Linked DNA regions of Mus musculus: region 1 is linked to region 2. A link is a loop called in an ENCODE intact Hi-C map of the cell type or tissue named here. Cell type or tissue: left cerebral cortex. All regions are shown on one strand. Each heading gives the region's core, and the rest is flanking DNA. Links, peaks and the distances in the headings are about the cores only. Region 1 holds the start of Susd4 (sushi domain containing 4). Region 2 overlaps Tlr5 (toll-like receptor 5).

What was found. Hi-C counts contacts between places; a loop is a spot of excess contacts. Peaks named below come from ENCODE experiments on the same cell type or tissue, not always from the same donor. Only the 100,000 strongest peaks of a DNase experiment are listed, where the experiment ranks them.
Region 1: it touches region 2 in a loop (4-fold over the local background); 1 of 42 quality-filtered maps calls a loop at or near these places.

What each region holds. Positions count from the first base shown.
Region 1 is chr1:182,762,189-182,765,094 of GRCm38, forward strand. Susd4 (sushi domain containing 4) reads left to right here and starts at 2,028. Exons shown (of 9, transcript NM_001356461.1): 1 at 2,028-2,208; 2 at 2,818-2,906. The coding sequence starts at 2,853. In left cerebral cortex, for the core only: a CTCF peak has its summit at 1,697; DNase peaks (open chromatin) are centred at 1,394, 1,771 and 2,492; H3K4me3 peaks cover 1,841 bases; H3K27ac peaks cover 1,665 bases.
Region 2 is chr1:182,958,648-182,961,553 of GRCm38, forward strand. The region is part of intron 1 of Tlr5 (toll-like receptor 5); the gene reads left to right. Among named protein-coding and RNA genes, the nearest start is that of Tlr5, 5.3 kb to the left of the region's middle. In left cerebral cortex, for the core only: a CTCF peak has its summit at 1,666 (motif pointing left); a DNase peak (open chromatin) is centred at 1,611; H3K4me3 peaks cover 886 bases; H3K27ac peaks cover 499 bases.

The DNA of each region.
Region 1 (2,906 bases), core at 177-2,676, 200 kb before region 2:
AGTTCCTGCCTTCAGTTCCTGTCTTGGCTTTTCTTACTGGTGGACTGTAACTTGTCAGCCAAGTAAAAGTCTTCCCCTCCCCAAGTTGTTTTTGGTCAGTGTCTTAGCACAATAACAGAAAAAACAAACAAACCCAAAGCAGAGCAGTCCCACCCGAGGAAGGCATTTCTGAGTGCAACCAGCAACTACAACAGGCTTCCTCAGGTACTGGATGAGGCTACGTGACCTTGTTCACAAATAATTTAATTCTTGTGGTACTAAGGGTGGAGCCCCGAGCCTCACACAAGAGCTAGGCAAGTGGCCTACTGCTGAGCTGTAGCTCCAGCTGGCTAGCACTGTGTCAGAAAGGAGACTTAAGCGCAGATCCCAGGCTTGGGACAGATGAACTTGGATGGTCCTGTTGGCCCTGGTAGTCTTATAAGCCGATTGTTGCAGCTAAGCGGCAGACTTCAGATACATTTGTTGCATGGTCAACAAATAGTTTTATGCCCTGTGGATCTGACAGCTATTTTTAAAACGGTAGATATTTTATTGAGAATAAGCTAGAATAAATATTCAATTTGCAGCGAACAATCTTAGGACCTTGGAAACACAGAAAAATGCCCAAGTAATGCTTTGGGCTTCAGAGTTCAGGCTTTAGCAGAAATGCATTTGTGATAACCAAAACTGTTCAACTTACTCCGTGCAAAGCTGACATCTCAATTTTACAAATCGAAAAAAAAAATCAACAACATTGAACTAGATTTATCTACTAAAAGCTAATTTCTCCTGCAAGAATTTGTTAAAATTACTCGCAGTAAAAGCCAACACGGTAAAAGCTGTAATTTCCAAACTACCTTCAGTATGTGAGATTTTGGGAAAGTCGATAGAAGGACGAGATGATTTGGTGGCTGTATCAGAAACATGGTTTTTCATATCCACAAATTGCTACAGAATAATGGGGATCCAGTGGTTCAAAAATACTGCCTGCCGGCCCTACCTCATTAAGGCACACCCCTTAATCACCAAGGCTCACACAAGTACCCTAGGAGCCGGCCCAGACCTCAGAGGGAGGTCTAGCTTGCTGGGGAACAGCAAAGGTTGGGAGAACAGAGCTAGCAGCAGGCTGAACTTAAGACACCAGGAAGGGACCGCTGACCAGGGGAACGTTCTTTCCTGGGGACCCCTGATCCTTTCGGGTTCTTACCCAAAGGAAATAAGCTTCCGGTGATATCCAGCTTTCCCGCATTGGCACCCATCATCTCACTGCCCGGTCACTTGTCTCCCTGAGGGAGAGCCTCTCAAGAGAAAGCTCCGAGAGATGCTTGCGTCTATCTCCAAGGCAGCCAAGAGGGAAAATGCCGACGGTGCAAGGGACGGGAGACAGAGACCCAGCCTCCTCGGGCTGTCCACTGGGCTCTAGGGGAAGCTCACACCCGTGGAGATGTTCGGGGTCACCAAGAACTTGAGGTTTTAGCAGCAAGGGTTGTGCTTACACCGCCCCATTCAAGTTAACCCTGTCATCGGTGATGGTCCTGGGTGGGATCATCCTGTCCACCTCCACCTTCGAGGTCACAGCCTCTGGTGGCACACACGGGGCTAAGGGCTCCAGAGGCCACTGGTGAAGGATCGCGGCGCAGACCTGCGGTGTGTGCGCGTGCGTGTGCCTGGGTATGTGTGCGTGCATACGCGTATGCGCGTGTGTGAATGCGTGTGCGTGTGTGCCGCCGCCTGGCGACTCGTGCCCGACAGGTGCAGGCGCGCCGGCTTCCCATTGGCCACGGCGTCCTCCTCCGCCCACGCCATCCCCTTACCCCTGCTACCGGCGCTGGCTGGGACCCGCCGAGGCGCGTGCAGGCCCGCGCGCCCCTGCCCTTCCCGCGCGCGCCCGGGCCTCGTCCCTTCCTCCCCCTCTCCGCGCCGCCGCCGCGCGCTCCCGAGCTCAGGTAGCGGGCGCGCGCAGCCCGGCAGCCGTGGCCCTCGTCACCCCCGCCCCCGGCCACTCGGGGGAGCCCGGGGAGGGAGCGCGCGGCGGGACGGGCGGGGGCGGTGTAGCCCGGCAGCCGCCGAGGCTTCCGTCTCGCTCGCTCGCTCGCTCCTCTGTCTTGCTCGCTCGCTCGCTTGCTTGCTCGCGCAGAGGCGGCAGCAGAGGTCGCGCACAGATGCGGGTTAGACTGGCGGGGGGAGGAGGCGGAGGAGGGAAGGAAGCTGCATGCATGAGACCCACAGGTAAGAGCCGGAGCCCGGAAGGGGCTTGCCTGCCCCGGGGAGGCGTGCGCAGGCCGGGCTGGGCGAGTTGGCTCCTGGCTCAGCTCCCCTAAGGGAGGAATTTTTAAAATAAAAATAACAGCTCAGATTTCATAAGGGACTGGGGCAATAGGAGCCTCCCAATCCTTGGAAAAGCAGAGAAGTATCCAGGGGCAGCAGGGGGCACATTGTGAGATTCCTCAGAGTGAAATGTACAGGCCCGGGGAAAAGTGTTTTCTCAGCCGCTTGATGCTATAAGGCTTTAGACTTTCCTGTCATGATCAGAGCCGCTGAATCCCGGGGACCAGCACAGAGCCAGTGTGCACTAACCCCTGTCCTCTCTCCCCTCCTCCATCCCTCCCGCACGCGCAGTATCCCATGGTGGCTGCTACTCTCTGGACCCTGCATGGGGGGTGGCAGGGAGGATCTCGCTGTGGGAAAGGGGGCGGGGGCTGCGCAGGGGCGAACAGGGATGGGATGGGATGGAGCCCGCAAAGCCCAGGCACCGGGCCCCCAGGGTGGAGGAGGGAGAGCTTGGCCCCAGAGCCCGGGCAACCCCGGGGTATTGTCGTGTTCCGCTCCTGGTTGCAGACTCTCGCAAGCTGGATGCCCTCTGTGGATGAAAGATGTATCATGGAATGAACCCGAGCAATGGAGATGGATTTCTAGAGCAGCAGCTG
Region 2 (2,906 bases), core at 296-2,795:
TTTAGAGTTTGCAGGCATGGGGACACACTTTCAGTTCAAGGTTGCCACTTGTACAGACGGAGCGACAGTTTGAACACACACCTTAACACCACTGTCAGCCCTGGATGGCTGTGTCCTGAATTGCAGAAACTGAGGACAAGAAAACCAAAACTTGTCCAGAATGCCCAGTTAGCAGCAGCAGGGGGATTCAAACACAGCACTGCTGGCTGTGACCTCACATACCATGGAGGTAATTGTCACCAGCAGACAAGAGCCTAGTCACTCGTACTGACTCTCTGAACCCAGTTTAGAATGGGACACACACACACCTCCATTGCCCTGCCCAGCAAACTCCACATGCATAAACCTCCCAGGGGGTGGGAGGGGTGGGGACTACGGGCTTCTGATTGGGTCCCTTCACCCAGCCCTTGCCTGTCTTCCAATGAAATCAGGGTTAGGGTCTTTCCTCCTCTGCACCTGGATTCTTGGGCCTGTCTTCTCCCAACTTTGGGGCTCAGCGTGGACCAGGAGTGTCTGTGCCAACCACAGAGCTAACTTGGTGTTATGGGCCTAAGAAGCTATCTCTATTTCAAATAGAGACTACAGATCCTCGCAGGGCTTAGTAGGGTTTCTGTTCCCTGTTCACACAGACCCCAATCCCAGTGGCTTCCAATTTACATCACTCTACAAAGGACTTCTGCTGCTCTTAGCAAATCGATTGCCTGTGTCATTACTTGCTTCAAGGCTTCCTTGGACTTCCCAGTTCGCTCTGCTCCAGCTCCCCGCCTCCCCCTCCCCCACACCCCCCTATCCCCGACCTGGCTGCTGCCCAGCTCTCCTGGCAGTTTACTTTGTCCGCCGCCGATACTCAAGGTTTAGCTGAGCTGCATTCCGGGAGGCTGTCAGAGCCTGCGGTGTTAATTTTCTAATTGAGAGCACCGTAGCCTAAACCTGGCGACAGACAGATCGGAGTGTTCGACTGCTCTGTGAGCTCCCTGTCCCCGAGGGATTTAAGTGCGCCTCGCCAGCCGCTAGTTTTGCATAATCATCCAGTTGAGATTATTTTATTTTGATCAGCTGTTGTAAAAAGTGCTCTAATGAGTCTATAATAAGCAGTCAGGAGGAGACCATTCGGAGCCTAAACCATTGGGATGCTGATACTGTTTTTACAGAGTATCGTTTTGTTTGTTGTTTGGGGGTGCCAGGGACCATTGCCTACAGGGCTCATTGTTATGTTATTTCTCATGGATGGTAAAGGAAATACCCTCCCATTCGAGAACCTGTTCCTTCTCTCTGCTTTCCCCTTCAGTGGCTTCTAAGGGTGTGCCTTGCTGGTGAGGCGTTGGTACATGAATGTTGGCTGTCTACTTAAGTAAGCAAAGCAAAGCTGGAGGATTACACACAGGTTTGGGTCCCAGTGCGGCTGGAGTACGGAAGTGGAAACGATTATCCATGCTATTTTATAGATGATTAAACTGAAACTCAAAGAACTCCAGCGCTTACCCAAGCTCACGCACCTGTTAAATGTGGAACTAGGATCGAATTGAGCCACTAGTTTGGTCGTCATCTAAATTTGGAAACGCACCCCATTAGGCAGGCAATCGGTGCTTCCCAGCGGAGCCCAGTCTAGCTTTCCTGCGAATGGCGGAGGACTCCTCCTCTGGTCTCTGCCCAGCGTGCGCCCCCTGCTGGTGACCAGGAGGACACCAGCAGGACCTGAGAAACTCGATCCCAAGCTCTCTGGCTTCCTTAGCTCAGATTAAACCATGGGGGCTCTTCCAGCTCTCCCTCGCGAGAAATCTCCAGCGAGAGGTGAGAGGATTTGGAGTGAATGCATTAGTATGGCCATAAGGCATTCACGGGAGAACGAGTTTGTGCCTCACAACCATGAGTATAAAAGCAGGAGTTGTGCCCATTAGAACGTGGTCAGCGGGTCAGCCCCATCACCTGGGTGCATGCTAGAAATGCAGTGGGGGAAAGCACTCACTGCCCGAGTGTGAGGACCTGAGTTCAAAACCCAGAACCTGTAACGCACAATCAGCAATCTCATTGAGATGGAAGAGACACGAGACTCCTCTGAAACGTGGGCGCCAGCTATCTCGGGGTCCAGAGTGGCAAACAGTGAAGACTCTCTGTCTCAAATAAGGTAGAAGAGGAATGGAATGATACCTGAAGTGACCCTCCGGCTTCCACGTGAAGCACGCACACATAGACAATTATTCTTAGTTGTTAAAAGCTCGTGCTGTCGGGTTTCCCCAAATGAGATGGATCAGCACCCCCAGTTCCAGGGAGTCCCCTGTGCACAGCATCCTTTGAGGCTCTGCATATGTCCGCCAGAATTTTAAGATCTGGTTGTATTTAAAGATCACAATGGCAACCTGACAGCTGTGCTTGCAGGTGGATTCAAGTTCCTGCTCTACAATTTACCAAGTATGAGATCTTACTCAAAGGCCCGACCTCACTAGGGACCTGTTTAATCATCTTCAAGATGATCTGATGCTAACCAAGTCAGTTCTTCAACCTTGAAGCCACTCCCTTGCATATTTGTGGCCCGTACTTTACACCCAGGCTCCTAACCCTGCCTTCATCATTCACTTAGCCCTGCGGCTTAGGAATGCCAAACCCTGTGGGGGTCTTCCCTTACTCCTTCCGTTCCCCACCCCACTCAACCCCACCCTGAGAAACTCACAAGGCCCTGAGTCAGCAAATTCTTGGTTCCTTGGAGTACAGAGACAGGGTAATTGTCTTGTCTAGGACCGGAATCTCAGAAACTCAATGTTCACAGGCAGGTGATGAAAAAGACTTCCAGGTCCCAGGGGGAGCATCCTCACCAGCAGAGTGATTTTATTTTCCTCTCTGGTACTGCAAAACAGAAAGGTTGCTCATCTGACTGAATGACTTAGACACCACCTTCTGCAGCGGAGGCT